2 separate regions of the Homo sapiens genome follow, and region 1 is linked to region 2. Evidence: read pairs that join two places in POLR2A ChIA-PET (ENCODE). Cell type or tissue: OCI-LY7. All regions are shown on one strand.

The links. Peaks named below come from ENCODE experiments on the same cell type or tissue, not always from the same donor. Only the 100,000 strongest peaks of a DNase experiment are listed, where the experiment ranks them.
Region 1: POLR2A ChIA-PET joins it to region 2 with 5 read pairs; 2 of 35 experiments call an interaction of 5 or more read pairs at or near these places.

The regions. Positions count from the first base shown.
Region 1 is chrX:148,669,290-148,677,289 of GRCh38, forward strand. All of the region lies in intron 3 of AFF2 (ALF transcription elongation factor 2), which reads left to right. Among named protein-coding and RNA genes, the nearest start is that of AFF2, 170 kb to the left of the region's middle. In OCI-LY7, no CTCF peak of the experiment used is centred here; a DNase peak (open chromatin) is centred at 1,222; H3K4me3 peaks cover 537 bases; H3K27ac peaks cover 2,074 bases.
Region 2 is chrX:148,534,360-148,542,359 of GRCh38, forward strand. The region is part of intron 1 of AFF2 (ALF transcription elongation factor 2); the gene reads left to right. Among named protein-coding and RNA genes, the nearest start is that of AFF2, 38 kb to the left of the region's middle. In OCI-LY7, no CTCF peak of the experiment used is centred here; DNase peaks (open chromatin) are centred at 3,610, 3,978, 7,462 and 7,843; H3K4me3 peaks cover 5,391 bases; H3K27ac peaks cover 6,182 bases.

The DNA.
Region 1 (8,000 bases), 130 kb after region 2:
TCTGAGCCCTCCAAACTGTCCCAATCTCTGCCTGTTACCCAGTTCCAAAGTTGCTTCCACATTTTCATGTATCTTTTCAGCAGCACCCCACTCCTGGTACCAATTTCCTGTATTAGTCCATTTTCATGCTGCCGATAAAGACATATCTGAGACTGGGCAGTTTACAAAAGAAAGATTTAACGGACTTACAGTTCCATGTGGCTGGGGAGGCCTCACAATTGTAGCAGTAAGTTAAAGACACGTTTCTCATGGCAACAGACAAGAGAAGAGAGCTTGTGCAGGGAAACTCCCCCTTATAATAACCATCAGATCTCGTGAGACTTACTGACTATCACGAGAACAGCACAGGAAAGACCTGCCCCCATGATTCAATTACATCCCACCAGATTCCTCCCATGAAGCATGGGAATTGTGGGAGTTACAATTCAAGATGAGATTTGGGTGGGGACACAGCCAAACCATATCACTTGAGGTATATCACCAGTTTATTTTTTTGTGCATTCTTATGAAAATACAATAGTACTGAGTCCAAGGCTATATCTGGGCTATTTCCAAACCCATCAAAATGAAGGGATAACTTTATACTTTTAGGGTGCCAGAAAAGACTCTTGAACTTAGTATTTGTCTTATAGCTGTGTGGAATCTAGAAAGCTTTGTACCTTCTTCTCTGCTAGTCCATCCCCTGGTAGTTGCATTTTGTTTATGCTTTTTTACTAACTCTTCCAACTCACTGGTCTCATTGGTATTCAAATTCATTTTCTTATCATATTCCTCCTAACTTTCTCTTCATATTTCCCCTAACTTTAGTGTCTCCCTAAGCTAAATGAAGTTGTCTCCAACTGAACATGTGTAGTTGATAGTAATACAAATAGAATACCTGGCTTTGCATTCTTTGTGATGGGAAGGTTGGAGATGCTAAAAGAGAAGTGATTAGGAAGGGTGTCCTGAGGAGGGGAGACTGAGACCATTCTCACAATAGCAGGACTGATTTGTCAGTCGGGGACACATAGAGGTAACCAGGGAGGGTTTCACAGAGAATGAATGGGAAGTTTGTTTTGAACTTGGCCTTTAATATTGGGTGGTATTAGAGTAGTTCAAGAGGAATCTGGAGAGCAGTTCATATGTGTGCATATTAGTCATATTAGTGATGGATAGAGATAATAGCATATACAGAAAGGGGAAGTGAGTAAAATGTGAAGTATATTCTAAGGATAAGCCAGTTTATCTGCAGCTGCGGGTATGTGGGACCAAAGTGAGAGAGCTCAAAAGCCAGACTGTCACTTATCTTGAATTTGTAGGCAATGTGGCAACCAGAGTGTAATGCTGAACTTGGCACGTTACTTTCCCTGTCATCCTAGGAGACCTAGGAATTCTCTCAAGACCATTGCCATCATCAATTCAAGCAGTAATTTCTGAGCTTTCCCAGGTTTGTTCTCTACTTCCCTACAAGAAAGGACATCTCAATTCTTCTCTTGTAACCATCCATTCTTTTTCAGTGTGCTTCCCCAAGGATTTTTCTAAAGTAATGCCGAACTGGCTATTTTATACCATACTTTTCTTCCCTTGGAGTCCTTGTCCTCCGCTCACCCCCTTTCTCCTCCATTTTTTTCATTGGCATTAGTCAAACCCAGAGATAGCTCTCAAGGATGGCTTCTTAAAGAGTATGCAAATACTTGGGATTTTTTTTCTTTCTTTTTCCTCAAGTCCTCTTCTTTCTCCTATGTATTTTTTTTTCTTTTCTAAGGCTGTATGCAAGTGGTTCTAGCCATCAGCATCCTAAAACAATGTCAGTGATTTCAACATGCCATTGTGTAGGTAGATCAGAGTATTTGGTTTCAGTGCATCTTTCTTGGTGCACTTTGCTTTTAAAGCCTTTGTCATTGTTTAACACTTTTTTTGGTTGGAAAGAAACCAAAAGATTGATTTATTCTTACTCTGTTTTAACAAAATTTAATTCTTATGTTATACACATTTCTGTCATCATTATTAATAATGATGCAATTTAAAACAGCACTATTTGATAATTTTAGTGATTCTTCATGAGGCAGTTGAAAATAAATCTCTACTTTGGAAAGTGTGAAATATTGCAAAGCATAGTTTTAATGAGGTATACTGAGATGTGGGTTTCTCTTCTGGCCTGAACTTTGTTTGTAAAATTAAGAGAGTTATTTTGCCTTTCTAGGGCTTTTGTCACATGAGGAGATTAGACTAACTCATTGGTGGGGTTGCTTACAGCTCTAAATCTTCTCTTTGTAGTTAAGCCCAAACCTATCTTGTTTGTATAGTAATTTCAGCCATTATCTCCCCCACCCATAACCCTCTAGGAGTATCCACAGTAGAACAACATGAAGGGATCTGAGCCCTGCCGGCACACATTCAGAACAGTTTCTGACTTTGTAAGACTAGGTAAATATGGGAAGACTCAAATTGGATCTTTTTAGGGATTGACTACCAATTCAGCTGGGGTATTCTTATATTTCACCTTTTTTTTTTTTTAAGGTAACAGCTATATGCTGAATTTTACCAGAAAGTACCAAACTGTAGACTCAGCACATAGCCTCCTAATCCTTTTGTCACCACCCACTAAAATAATGAAAGATAGAGAACTCCTATTTTCACATTACTTCTAGGAAAATATTTTGACAGATTCAGTATGCAGTAAAATGGTAAGCTTTTGTTACGTGTGTTCCAAATCATCTTGTTATCACTGGATATATCGATTAGTTCAGTACTTTCTGAGCCAGTCATAAAAAAAGACTTCTCTCGTTCTGCATGAAAGAATAAGAGAAATTGAAAGGTAGATAACCATATTGATTCAACCCAAATAGTAAATGCAAGGGGCTTTAGACATAAGTCATAAATCTCTTTATGGGAGTTGTAAGTCTGTTTGGTATTTTCTATTTGACATGAAAGAAAATAATCTCTAATTAACCATCATTTTAAAGTGAACTATGCTTTGATTTGAGTTTATAATACAGGTGCCAATAACATAAACCTGTTACCTTTATACTTTGTAGTTTACAAATGCCTTCATATGTCTTATCTTGATCCAGTTCTAATGGGGTCTGGAATTATCATAATTTTCTTTTCTGCAGAAACTTAGTCTCGGAGAGGCTAAGCGTCACTTGCCTAAAGGCACACAGCCAGCAAATGGCTATGGCAGGACCAGGACCCAGGCTTTTAGTGATACTTCCACGTGGCATTTGGTGTATGGTGTGCTACTGTATATGTATGGGTTAATTTTCTAAAAGTAGCTCCTCTACTGGCACGTAAAGGGCAAGAGAATAATGAGCTGAATCCAGCTTAAGTTAAAATTCCCTTCTTAGGTTCATATTTCGAAAGTCTGGACCAAACACACCAAAAAGAGCAATTTTTCTTGTGGTATTACAGGTTATAGTCATGTGTTTTTCATTTACAAATATGGTGAGAAGTAGTGTTTTTGCAATATTCCTAAATGAGTAACATATGACACAACTTGTTAGAGGACTTTTTCTTGGTTCATAAAGTTTCTGAGTTTTTGTGTCTTTAGTGGGATGACTTTATCAGAAATCCTCAGACAACACAGCTAAAATCTAAATTTCTGTGGTTGAAACACAGCCACCCTCAAGAGAAACCTTAGATGTAAATGAGAGGTCAGTAAAAAGTGGGTATGAAACTAATTGCTATAGAGGGAGTAAGACTTCTCTCAATTGTTTGAGCCCCTGAAAAATAGATTAATTTAAAAAAACTGTCTAGGATCATCAAATTGCAAAAGTAGTTAGCAAGGAACAGACAGAATTTGTGACATTTATTCATAGACACTAAATGGGTGAGTGTCGCTCTACCTCAGCAAAAGAACGCAGATGGTCCATAGATAGTCTACTTCAGAAAATAACTGTGAAAATAAATGAACTAAGTAGCTGTGAAAGTTCTCTGAAAAATGTGCAAGACTCTGCAAATGGGAGGCATATTAGTTTCCTGTAGCTGCAACAGAATATCACAACTGAGTGGCTTAAAACAAGAGATTTATTTGCTCACACTTCTGGAGACCAGGAGTCCAAAAAGATGCCACACTCATTCCCAATACTCTAGAGAGAATATTTCTTTGCTTTTAAGTAGCTTCTGGTGGCCCCAGGCATTTCTTGGCTTGTGGCAGCATCATGACAATCTCTGCCTGCATCTTCACATGGTCTTCTTCTAGGTGTGTCTCTCTGTGTCCTCTTCTTCTAAGGACATCAGTTATTGGATTTAGGGCCCACCTTATATCCCAGATGATTCATGTCTAGATCCTTAACTACCTCCATCTGAAAATACTATACATGTATCCAAAAAGGTCACATTCTGAGGTACTGAGTGGACATGAATTTTTAGGGACTAGTATTCAACCCTGTATAAGAGAGGTCATTCTTCCCATTTTTCAGACTAAGAATAGAGGGAGTCTATGCTGTGCTCAATGTGAAAAGCCTAAGCCAGTCTTTTGGAGGGAGGTGGGCTTCTCCACCTCAGAACTGACTTCAGGTTTAGTCCACAATGCTTCTGAGCCAAATCTTTAAGCTGTTCAACTTGACTGCGACTATGAGAAAGACAATGGCTCTGGATAAACTGGTAAAATATAATTGTGCAAAAATGAGATTTAAAAATCTTTTAGGGAAGTATAAAGTTTCTTTTCACTTAGATAATAGATAAAAAATAATTTATTAGTACAAATTGACTTTTTTGTGAGCTAGAGCTAGGTGGGCAAACCTTTTCTGAAAAATAATTATTTTCTACTATACGGGCTATATGGTCTGTCTGTCACAAATACTTATCTCTGCTATTGTAGCATGAAAACAACCAAAGACAGTACATAAATGAATGGATATGGGTGTGTGCCAATAAAATTTGATATATGGATACTGAAGCTTGAATATCACATATGTCCATGTGTCATGAAATATTCTTTTCCTCTTTTACAAACATCTTAACAGTGTAAAAAATACTCTTAACTTGGGAGCCAAACCACATCAGGCAGTGGGCTGGATTTGGCTGGCAAAACTTAGTTTGCTGACCCCTGGGCTAGATCTAGACAAAGTTTCACACAGCAGAACACATTTTGCTTCTTGTGCCTGTTATCAACAGGAAGATGGTTTTTAGAAAGTGGGGAAAGTCAGTTTTGTTCTTGTACAGAGCAAAATCCTAGAGTCAGGAGAGGTATCTATAGTCAAGGAAGAACTGGCCAAGGGAGTAGAGGCTCTCCCAGGTCTAGGCCTACAGACAGGTGGATGTAAATGTTGTGTACCCAGGATTTGAAATACTCTTTAACACCACAAATCTCACCCTCTATTCAAGAGAATCTTTTTTTCTTAGTGACTTATAGGGTGAAGGTCATTTTACCTTTTGCTTCCTTAGAATTAGAGTGTCTGGACTCCCAGCGCAGGAAACCATTTGCATACCCAGTCTTGGACTCAGAATCACAAGATGTAAAAGAGGTGACCACAGAGATAACTGCTAAAAGGAAGCCAGCCCTATTATTTTATCTAAGGAGAAGGTGGCCTAGGCCAAACCCAATTGACATTCTGGAATCCCCTATAGATCAGAAGGACAAAAGCATGTATTTGACTTGGGTGTGGGGAGGTAGAGATTTCTAAGATTCTTAGAAAAACAAGTCCTCTTGTATAGCCTACGACTTTGAGTCAAATTAGGTGAAAGGGTTGATGGTCTGTGGCATCCCCTACAGGCTTTGCATAGCTGATGTGTAGGGGTGTTTTAGTATGTGCATGCACGTATGCATGTGTTAGGTGTCCATGTGTCTCTTTGGGGAGGGGGTGCTGAGAAAGCCAGTGGACTTCTGGAGGAGGCTAGAAATTATGGCATTCTTGGTACTTTCTGAAATTTTTGCCCAGCAGGCAGGGAGATATCTAGGTTCCTAAGTGATGTAGAATGAAGGAGAAATAACAGACAGGATCTGTTTAGTTAAGGCTTTAAAGATGAGGTGAGGTTCAGCAAGGGCTTTGGGAAACACATGGGTTGATGGAGAAAAAAAAAAAGGAGGCTGTATCTTAGATGTAATGAACTGCATAAAGCCTTGAAAGTTAGCGGGGCTGTAAGGTCCATGCTTCCTATGAATGGGATCATGTCACTCACATCTTAAAGTAGGTATCATAGAAGAATGCTCCAATGATGTTGCAGTTTCATGAAGAAGTTTGGTGTTGGGAGAAGTAGCTGCTATGCTGTATAGTTTCAAAGTCACTGTTCTCATAGAAAACAGGGTGAATTATGACTTCCAGAGTCAGTTAAGGAGATGGCCCCAGTTCTAGATTGAACCTATGCTTTGGCCTTCCTCTGCTTGTCAGGTTCTCTTATTCATCTAGACCTTGAAGTGAACTTACTGGGGAAGCTGATTTCCTCTGGGACATCCAGAAATGCCTTCCTTGTGCATCTGCTGGATATGGAGACCAGGATGTTCATCCTGAGTGGGGTCTGACTAAATGTTCTCTCCTGTGTGTTGAGACCCCCAAAACTGCCTTTCTGCAGTTCTACTCTATTTAACTTGAATAAATGTGGCCTTCAGATTCTTGGGAAGATAAGAAGCTCTAACTTCCCTTCCCAGTCAAGATTGATGGATAAAAAGGGCCTACACCAGAGATGTAAGCCTGAACCCACAATCCACATATATTATAATAAATCTAGAAGGAGTGGTCTTATTCAATACTGGAGGAAAGCATTTAGCTCAAGGACAAACATTTTTAAAAACCTAGTGTAACATTTTGAGTGAGTAGTTCACACTGAGTTTGATACTATGAATTGTGATTTTTTTTTTTTTTTTTTTTGAGACGGAGTCTCATTCTGTCACCCAGGCTGGAGTGCAGTGGCACCGTCTTGGCTCACTGCAAGCTCCGCCTCCCAGGTTCACGCCATTCTCCGGCCTCAGCCTCCCAAGTAGCTGGGACTACAGGCACCCACCACCACGCCCGGCTTATTTTCGTATTTTTAGTAGAGACGGGGTTTCACCATGGTCTCGATCTCCTGACCTCGTGATCCACCCGCCTCGGCCTCCCAAAGTGCTGGGATTACAGGCATGAGCCACCACGCCCGGCCCGTGATTTTTTTAAACTCTGAAAATATTATCTTACAGACTGTTTGAAAGATTCACTCGATACCTGTAAAATCCAGTATTTTCTTTTATTCATTCATTTACCGAATTTGCATTGAGTGCCCATTGTGTGCCAGGTACCATGCCAGAAGCTGGAAAACTGAGATGATGACATGTTGCCTTATCTTAGGTAGCTTAAGTCCAGAGATATAGACACAAAAACAGAAAAGCCACAGTGAAGTATAATAGAACAGTGTTTGGTATTCTCTTTAAGCAGACAAAGAATAGCTATCTGAGGTGTTTAGAAAAGCTTTTTCAAGGAGGTAGTAACTTGAGGCTAGCTCTTGGAGTATGATTGGAAGTTTTCTTGGTGAAGAAGTGGAAATATAAGCTTTCCTGCAATGTAAACCCACATCAAGTTGTAAATTGGCTTGATGGCTTCTGGGATTCATGAGACACAAGAGTCAGCTGTGTTTGGAGAGAAAAAGAAAGATTGGTTGGGAAGACTCGGGGCTTGGTATCACCTCTACATGATGGGGAGTCTTTTAAATCATTAAAAGGTAAAGGGCATAAGGTATAATCATGGTAAATAATGTTTCAGAAAGTCCATCTTGACAGGATGATTGGCAGGGGAGTTGGGGGAAGGGAGTAACATGTTAGGGCTGGTGAGATTCGAGGCAGAAAGATTGAAAAGGCTGTTGAAATATTCCAGGCCAGAAATGCTAGCAATTTGAATTAGGGTCATTTCTGAGACAGATTTTTAAGTCTGATTCAATGGAAATCAGTGATTAATTAGATGGGCCATTGAAAGGAAGCCCACATAGAGGAATTTAAAATGATGCTGAGATTTCTAGCTTGGGCAAGCAGTGGATGGTGATACCATTACCCAAGATTCCTTTCTTTGACACTGAGAGCTTCAGAAAGCAGGTAAGTTTTTCCCTTTATCTCT
Region 2 (8,000 bases):
CATAGGTGAAAGTTCTTTGGAATATGAAAAGGATGTAAAAATGACAAGAATTCAGACTTAGTTAATAGAGCAAGGCATTTAAAAGTTGGCATCACATGTTTATTTTGGCTCAAACTGTGGCACTGCATAGTCTGCATTTGAATTCCAGAACTATCCATGTTGAGCTATGCAACCATGGACATGTCACATAGTTTTGTAGGCCCCAATTCCCACAGCTGTGAAATCGTGAAAATAACACTATCCACCTCATAAGGTTGTTGTAAAGGTTGAATAAAGTAATGTCTGGCACAAAAAAAGACTCTTAATAAAGGTTAGATGTTACTACTGGGATACATTGTATTAATGATGACAGAAAGAAAAACCACTATTCTTATTTTGCAAGTAATAGAAGATGTCTGACTAAGCTTTATTTCTTTTTGTATTCATTATCTTCCTTCCAGAAGTTTTGATCCTCAAAACTTTATTGAATTGTCCTGAGTATCCCACATTTGTCCATGTAGTTTTGTTTCATTTCTAAATCACATATCCAATCTTGTTACCTGCTTGCTCAATAGAATAGGATGGCTCCTCAAATGACACCCTGAGCTGTCGTATAAGGAAATGATAAAAGGTGTGGCTTTGTGGTCAGAGAGACATGGATTTGAATGCTAACTCTTCTCCTTACTCATCATGTGGCCTGGGTAAAGTTACTTAAATTCTCCATGCCTCAATTTCATCATTTGGAAAATGGAGGAAATCATAGCACCTAAGTCATAGGGTACTTGACTGTGAGGTAATTTACACAAGGACTTGGCGAATAATAGTCACTCAATATGAGAGCTGCTACCACCATCATTGTGGTTATTATGATGTGATTATTATGATTATTAAAAATTAAATCCAAACTCTTGAGGCTGACATTTAGAAGCCCTCTATAATGCGATCTACCTTTATTCTTTTCATTCCTTACAAAACAGTTTTTTTTGGTATTAGTATGGCCCAAATATTGCATGAGGCATACTTATATTAGCTAATCATTCACTATGTGTCTGAAATTCAAATTTAACTGGGCGTCCTGTGTTTTCATTGACTAAATCTGTCCACCCTACTCACACATCTATACCTCCCACCAGTACCTCCACCTTACTTCCTGCCAGGGGACAGAAAGACTTCCAGAAAGGCAGAGTTTCCTAAATTTACCCATTTCTGAAGTCTCTACTCAAGGCGGCATTCAGGCCCTGTGCCGGGCATTGTAACAAGAAATATTTTTTATTATTTTTCTTTATTTATTTTTATTAACATTTGTTAATTCTTACTTCCCAAATATGTAGTGTATAGAAGATTGGTGGGCCTACTCACTTTCCCCATGGCTATAGCCTTAGTTACCCCAATCACTATCCTGCTCTGCAGCCCCCTAACTGTCATGGTGGTTCTCTGCCCTGGCTTCATCGTAGCTAGTGGCAACAGATTTTATGATGGTGTGACTCAGCATTGGCATGTTGTACAAAGCTCCTCTAGGCAATGCCGATGTGCAGCCAGGGTGCTGAATAATTGCTAGGCTTCTGCTTCAGGCTGTTCCTTCTGCCTAGAGTGCCCCCCTCATTCCCATTCCCACATTTTTTCTTTAAGAATTCGCACTTTGGGAGACCAAGGCAGGCGGATCACCAGGTCAAGAGATTGAGACCATCTGGCCAACATGGTGAAACCCCGTATCTACTAAAAATACAAAAATTAGCCGGGCATGGTGGTGCGCCCCTGCTACTCGGGAGGCTGAGGCAAGAGAATCGCTTGAACCCAGGAGGTGGAGGTTGCAGTGGGCCAAAGATTGTACCACTACACTCCAGCCTGGTGACAAGAGCAAGACTCTGTCTCAAAAAAAAAAAAAAGAATTCGACCATCCATTTAGACCCTAAACCATATCACTTTATTCATCTTCCCCAGACTCAACACTATCTGCCTTCCATCAGCAGGCAATCTTGTGCCTGGTTGTGGGTCCTGCAAGATTGGGAAGCCTGGAGGGCTGGGGGTGCCTGGTTGGATTCAGTGTCCCTTGCCCCAGTTCCCAGCACAGTCCCCTCAGCATTGCTGACAAGCCATTGATAGCTGCCCAATTGAAATGACTGCGATATAGAGGCCCAAACTTTCTATGAAGCTAATAGAGACAGAAACTCATTATAACTTTTCTAAGTACTTGTTTATGAAGAAACCTATGCAGATATCTAGTAATCATTTTATCCCAAATTGAGATAACTGTCAACTACCTGTGTTGAAACTTTAATAAAGAGAATAATAAATATCTTCATAGAAAACATTAACTATTATCAAGCTTTGATTTTTAGTTTTACGTTGCTATCCTAAGTCCGGTAAGGTTATTTCAAAACCCATAGAGGAGACATTGAAGTGGCTTAATTATTTAATTAGCAGTAGTGAACTTTGGGAATTTTGGTCTCTGTATGTGACTCCTAGACACCCATTGTGATATCTGCATTTTTGCTTAAAATAGATTAATAAGCCAATAGGTTTTTTTTTAGAAAATCTTTTCCCATTTCAGTGAACAGTGAAATCTGAATCTATAGCTTGCAACTGAAACTATTTTTCCCCAAAGCCATTGAGGGCTTTTACTCAGTCTGTTGTAAACAATTTATTGGTAAAGTCTTAGAATATTTGCATTTTAATTAAAGAAAATTTTAATTAAATTCTAAACTTTGCTCAGAAAAGGCAAGTTTGGGCAGCTAATGCATGGTAAGATGCCTATTCAGAGATGACTTAAACTTCAGGAATTCTGTGTTTGGTGCCATTTAAATAGCAAAGGAATGTGTGTCTTTCTTGCTTAAAAATATTTCCCAGCTGCCTTTGGGGACCCTCCCCAGGAGCATACAAGAGGTTTGGAAAAGCTACAGACTGGTTAGATGTTGAGATGTTTTAGACAGACAGAGATGGATACAACAAATCTGATTGTCGTAGAGGTGGGGAAAGGGTTGGTGAAAGATGTTGCTTAGGAGAGAGGTACATATTAATAGGTACAAACATTTACTAAACACCTTCTATGTGCTGGGCACCAAGTTACCCTGAATTCAAAGATGAGTTTTGCCAAGATGATTTACGTGGTCCAGGTATAAGTTGATGAGAGAGCCTGCTCTGTGATGGGAGCTGTGGGAATGGAAAGGAAAGGAGGAGAAATTTGTTTCTAAATTTTGATTTTTTAAGTTTTTTTTTTTTCTTTCTAGCTAATGCTTATATAATTGGAGCCTCTCGGATCCTGCCGTTATGCTCTAGGGCATATAGTTTGCAGTGTATGTTTTTGTTTATTTCCAGGACCTTTTACCGAGATCCATTCACTGTCAATCCCCTGGCTGCATGTGTTACTTTTCCTCCCTGCTGCTTAGCTCAGGGCTTCCCATAGAGCTGCTTCGTTTTGGGAGGTCAGGATAATGATGCTGCCCCTTTGTTCTGTCCTCCTGAAATGAAGCGCTGATAGCAGAAGGTAAAAGGCAGTGGGTTAGGGAGAAGCAGAAATGGCCCCATCAGTCGCATCAAGATTAAACGATTCTCCCATCTAATGGTAGGAAATGAGGCGTTTTCTGCGAGCCAAACCCTGATAGCTGTGTCCTTGTGGTGCCGCACAGGACGTGCGGGGGTGTAGGTACTTTGTAATGAAGCAAGTTAAGAAATAGACTCAGACGTGGGCCATCCTTCCCCTCCCCTCAAGGGCAGACTTCAGTGTCATTAGACCAACCTTCTACGTAGTATCAAAACCTCTTATTCAGAAACACTGACGGGTATTTGACTGAATTCAAGAAAATGTACTGTTTCTAATCTTGTAACTGTTTATTAAGGAATAAAATCAAGCAAAATTATGAGGACATGTATTGGATGTTTCCCTGTGTGTAAGGCATTGTGCCTAATACAGTTGTTCTCAGGTATAGGTGAGCATTAGAGTCACTGGACTGGTAGAAGCGTGCAGATTGCTGGGCCTCACCCTAGAGTCTCTGCTTCAGTGTGTCTGGCGTGGGACTTGAGAAGCTCCCTTTCTGACAAGCTTCTAGGTGAAGGCCATGCTGCCGGTCCCTGGACCGCACTTGAAGTATGAGGCTGAAGGTCAACTTACGAGGTCCATGCTTTCAAAACTTTAATGTACACAGAAATCGTTCAGGAATTTTGTAGAAATACAGATTATGCCTCAGAATATCTGGCGAAGCACTGACTAAATTTACCTGAAAGTTTAAGCAAAGCCTATTGATTTATTTGCCTGAAAATTTTGATTTATCAAAAACAGTATTTAAAAAGAAAATAAGCCTTTGATCACAAATAGCTACTGTTTCTTAAATCCTTACTATGTGCAAGGTCTTGTGCCAAGTGCTTTGCATGTCTTGTCTTATTTAGTCATTACACTAACCTTATTAAAGTGAAGACAATCCCCGTTTTACAGATGAGAAAACTGAGGGCTCAGAGAGATTACTCAAGTCAGACAGCTAAGTAAATGACAGATTCCAGATCTGAACCTAGGTGTGGCTGATTTTGAAGCCCCGTGACTTTTATACTACACTGTTTCTCTTAATAGCTACCCAAGATAGTTTCCACTCTGAAGACATTAATTTGATATTTAAACTGTCTACCCTACTGTCAGTTATGTTCCTTGCTGATCCTTCTTTGACTTGTCCTCTGCTGAGCAGAGTATTTATGGCTAGACCCAGATAAGCAGACAGGCTCTGCTAACCAGAAATTAAAAAAAATTTTTTTTCATTAAGCATGTGATGGGTTATAGAGTTGTAATTTTTCTTACATTTTGGGCAAGCTTTAAATGTAGTATGCCCTATGAGAGTTACAGGAAGACAAAGTAATCTAATTCATTAAGCACTTATTATGTACCTTGTGCTTTAATATCTTTTTTATCTTGTAACTCTCTTAACCATCCTGAAGGTAGGAATTACCCTCCCCATTTTATGGATGATATTAGAGAAGTTTACTAACTTGTTTAGCATCATACAGCTAAACAGAGACTTGAATTGTGATTGGAAGCTGGCTACGTTAGATTTCTCAGCCATGCTATTTTCGTTAGATCATAGTGCCTCTCGGTTTCCTCATCTGTAAAATGAGGAGACTGATACTCATTATACAGGCAAATAATAATGTCTGACATTGATTAGGTGTTCAGCACATGGTAGCTATTTATTATTTTTATGAGAATCAACAAGAACTGGAAGCAACATAGATCCACAACATTGTACACCCTCATTTCTCTTTCTCTTGCTATTCTCTCCTCTTTCTGTTGTCCTCTCCCCTCTTCCCTTTCCCCACCCAACATTCTCTAAGATTGAACTATCTTTTTTTTTTAAAAAAATAAAACATTGAACTAGCTCCTTCCTGTCTTATTTGTTCAAGTGTTAACATTCTTTAATGGGGGTTTTTAGTCAGTTCCATCATCATCACCAAAAGCACACCATTGAAATCTAGATTTAGTAAGCCCTACTAAGCCCTACTTAGGCTGCAGTTTGGACACAGGGATTTTCAGGTCAGTAGTGTTCACCTTGACCCTCACAATTACAAAGAGGAGTGCCATTAGATTCCCATTAATTAAGGGTAAATGCTACCTGTCACTTTGAAAGTTTTGGTCTTAGAGTATGTCTGTATCTCTGCTTTAGAAAGACACGATTTAAGTTGCTAGATACAAGATGTCATTTCTTGTCTTTTCTCTTAGCCCTAAACATCAGCTTGCTTTAATTAGAAATAACAGTAAGGCATCTGCTGAAAGTATGTGCACTTCCATTAATCTAGGGTTACTCAAGAGAATGGCAAAGGGGTTTCTATATTACATTTGCTAATAAAGAGTATAAACAGTATTTCAAGATGAGGACTAAAATGAAATACCTAAAACCTTACCAGGTCCAGCTGGTTCATATTTACATTGCCAGAAGGAGGGATTAGAGAAGCACTGCAAAAGCACAACACCTTCTGCATTCTTAAAATTAAAGGGACAAATTGTTATCTGAAATGAGCTGCAGGCCAGAGGGGGAAAGATAACCATATCAGCAGGAACAAAGGTTGTGGCTGACCAGCTAAAAAGTGACCTTTTTTTTTTTTTTTTCATGTTCTCAGAATCTAAAAATGGAATCCCATTAAAATGCATTAAAAATAGGAAAAAAATATAATATAAAAAGCCAGTATAGTCGCAGATGCTAAATTTACACTTCCCACAACAGGGATTGTGCCTTAGTGTCATTCCCATCAACCCATCAACTGAGCTTCCCCCTAAGCAGACACCACTTCCTGGGAGTAAATGAAGCATTTTTGGGAGCTGCTCTCCCAGTTGGTCTCAGGCCACTAGGGTCCCATTCAGTTAGTTATTACTTCAGGACACTTACTGGTTCCCTAGTGGCCTCAAATAAATGATTGCAGCTCCTAAAAATCCTGACTTCCAGAAGTAGCTTGTGCATGAGGAGAATGTGCAAAACTCACGCAATGAGATAATTCTGAGGCTTCCAGAATCCTGTTACATCCAGTATAAAGCTGTGAAGCAGCCACAGTTGGTGTCTTTCGTTAGTAAAAATCATGGACATCCTTCAGGAAAGCAAAACTACCCTCTCACTGCTAGTTTCCTTCTTCATAGCCAAGACGCGAGAAAAAATAAATGTCTAAAAATTAGAGATCTTTCAGCTACGCCAGATGCCTTTGAAAAGAAACAACTCAGTCATTCAAACAGCCTGATTTTATGAGGTGACATTTTAGATTATGATATGACATTGCAGATTTGACATGATTGTGCTAATTGTGAGAAAATATGCTACTTTGATCAAACTAGAATGAAGGAAATAAAAAGGCACTGTGGCTCAACTTGTAATAAAGAGCAGCTCATCCTCACAGCTTTGTGATTGTTGCTATAGTTATCTATTCAACATGGGATGCACAATACAGTTAACGTTTCATTACCAGTAGCCTGTTGCGTGCTTATTGTTAAAAGGAATTTAACATACAAGTTTTTGTATGTTTTGTTCGCCTAATTCTGATTCCTCGTGCTGACTGGCATGAGACAGGGAGCTGGATTGTATTAAACTGGTTTTATTGTGATGTGACTATGATGGATGTGACAAGGGCCTCTATTATTCGCTGGGGAGTGTGGCCATTAATGAAGCCATTAGCTGAGCTAAGGCAAGTGAAGAAAATAGGGAAATTACCACTATTCTGAAGCCATTAAGTTGTAATCCACCACTTTCTCTCCTTACTCAAAAAGGCATCTTCTTTTTAAGGCCTCCCTGACTGTCCTTTAAAGATTCATTAATTCATTAACTTTCCAAGGAGATGGGGGTGGATAGCATAGTTGAAATTTTAATCAGTTCAGTGTATCATATTATTAACATTATGGCAGTGTCTGTGCTCATTGCTGGACCACATCAGGTTAATTTTAAACAAACCACATTACAGCAGATGTCTTTCTGTTCTATGCATAACAGAAGAGCTTCCATTTGTAGAGTACTTTAGATTTCACCATGCTCTTTTATGTTTGGTTGATACCCAGGGCAGGCACTATGTACCTCTGTTATACAGATGAGTGAACTGAGGCTTAGTGAGGCTAAAATAACCTGAGGGATGAAGATCAGCCAGCCACTAGATAGGCAGAAGTGGGTTTCACCCTTAAATTCTCACTGAACCTTTGTATTAGGAATCATGCTTTTCCCATGTATAGTCTCTGCTGGAAAAAAGAAAGCCTCTGGTGAGCACAAATCTTTTGAAAATGAATAACTTGTGTTTATTCTGTATTAAATGTTTAAAAATATTTATTTAGCTAATCAGGGATTTGCATCTTTTAAAAACAATGGCGGTGTGCTCTGTGCAAGTCATATATGTGATATACTACCCTGTGGGTGGTTTCAGTTTACTTATAAAACGTTTAGCTCAGTCAAGTTGGGTGATGTCTACTACTTGGCAAAGCAGAGTGTTCTTAAAGACACAAGCTTTGGCTCTACAGCCCTTAGCGAACCAACATTTCCCAAGCAGAAGTTAGGACAGTTTTTTCTTGAAAGGGA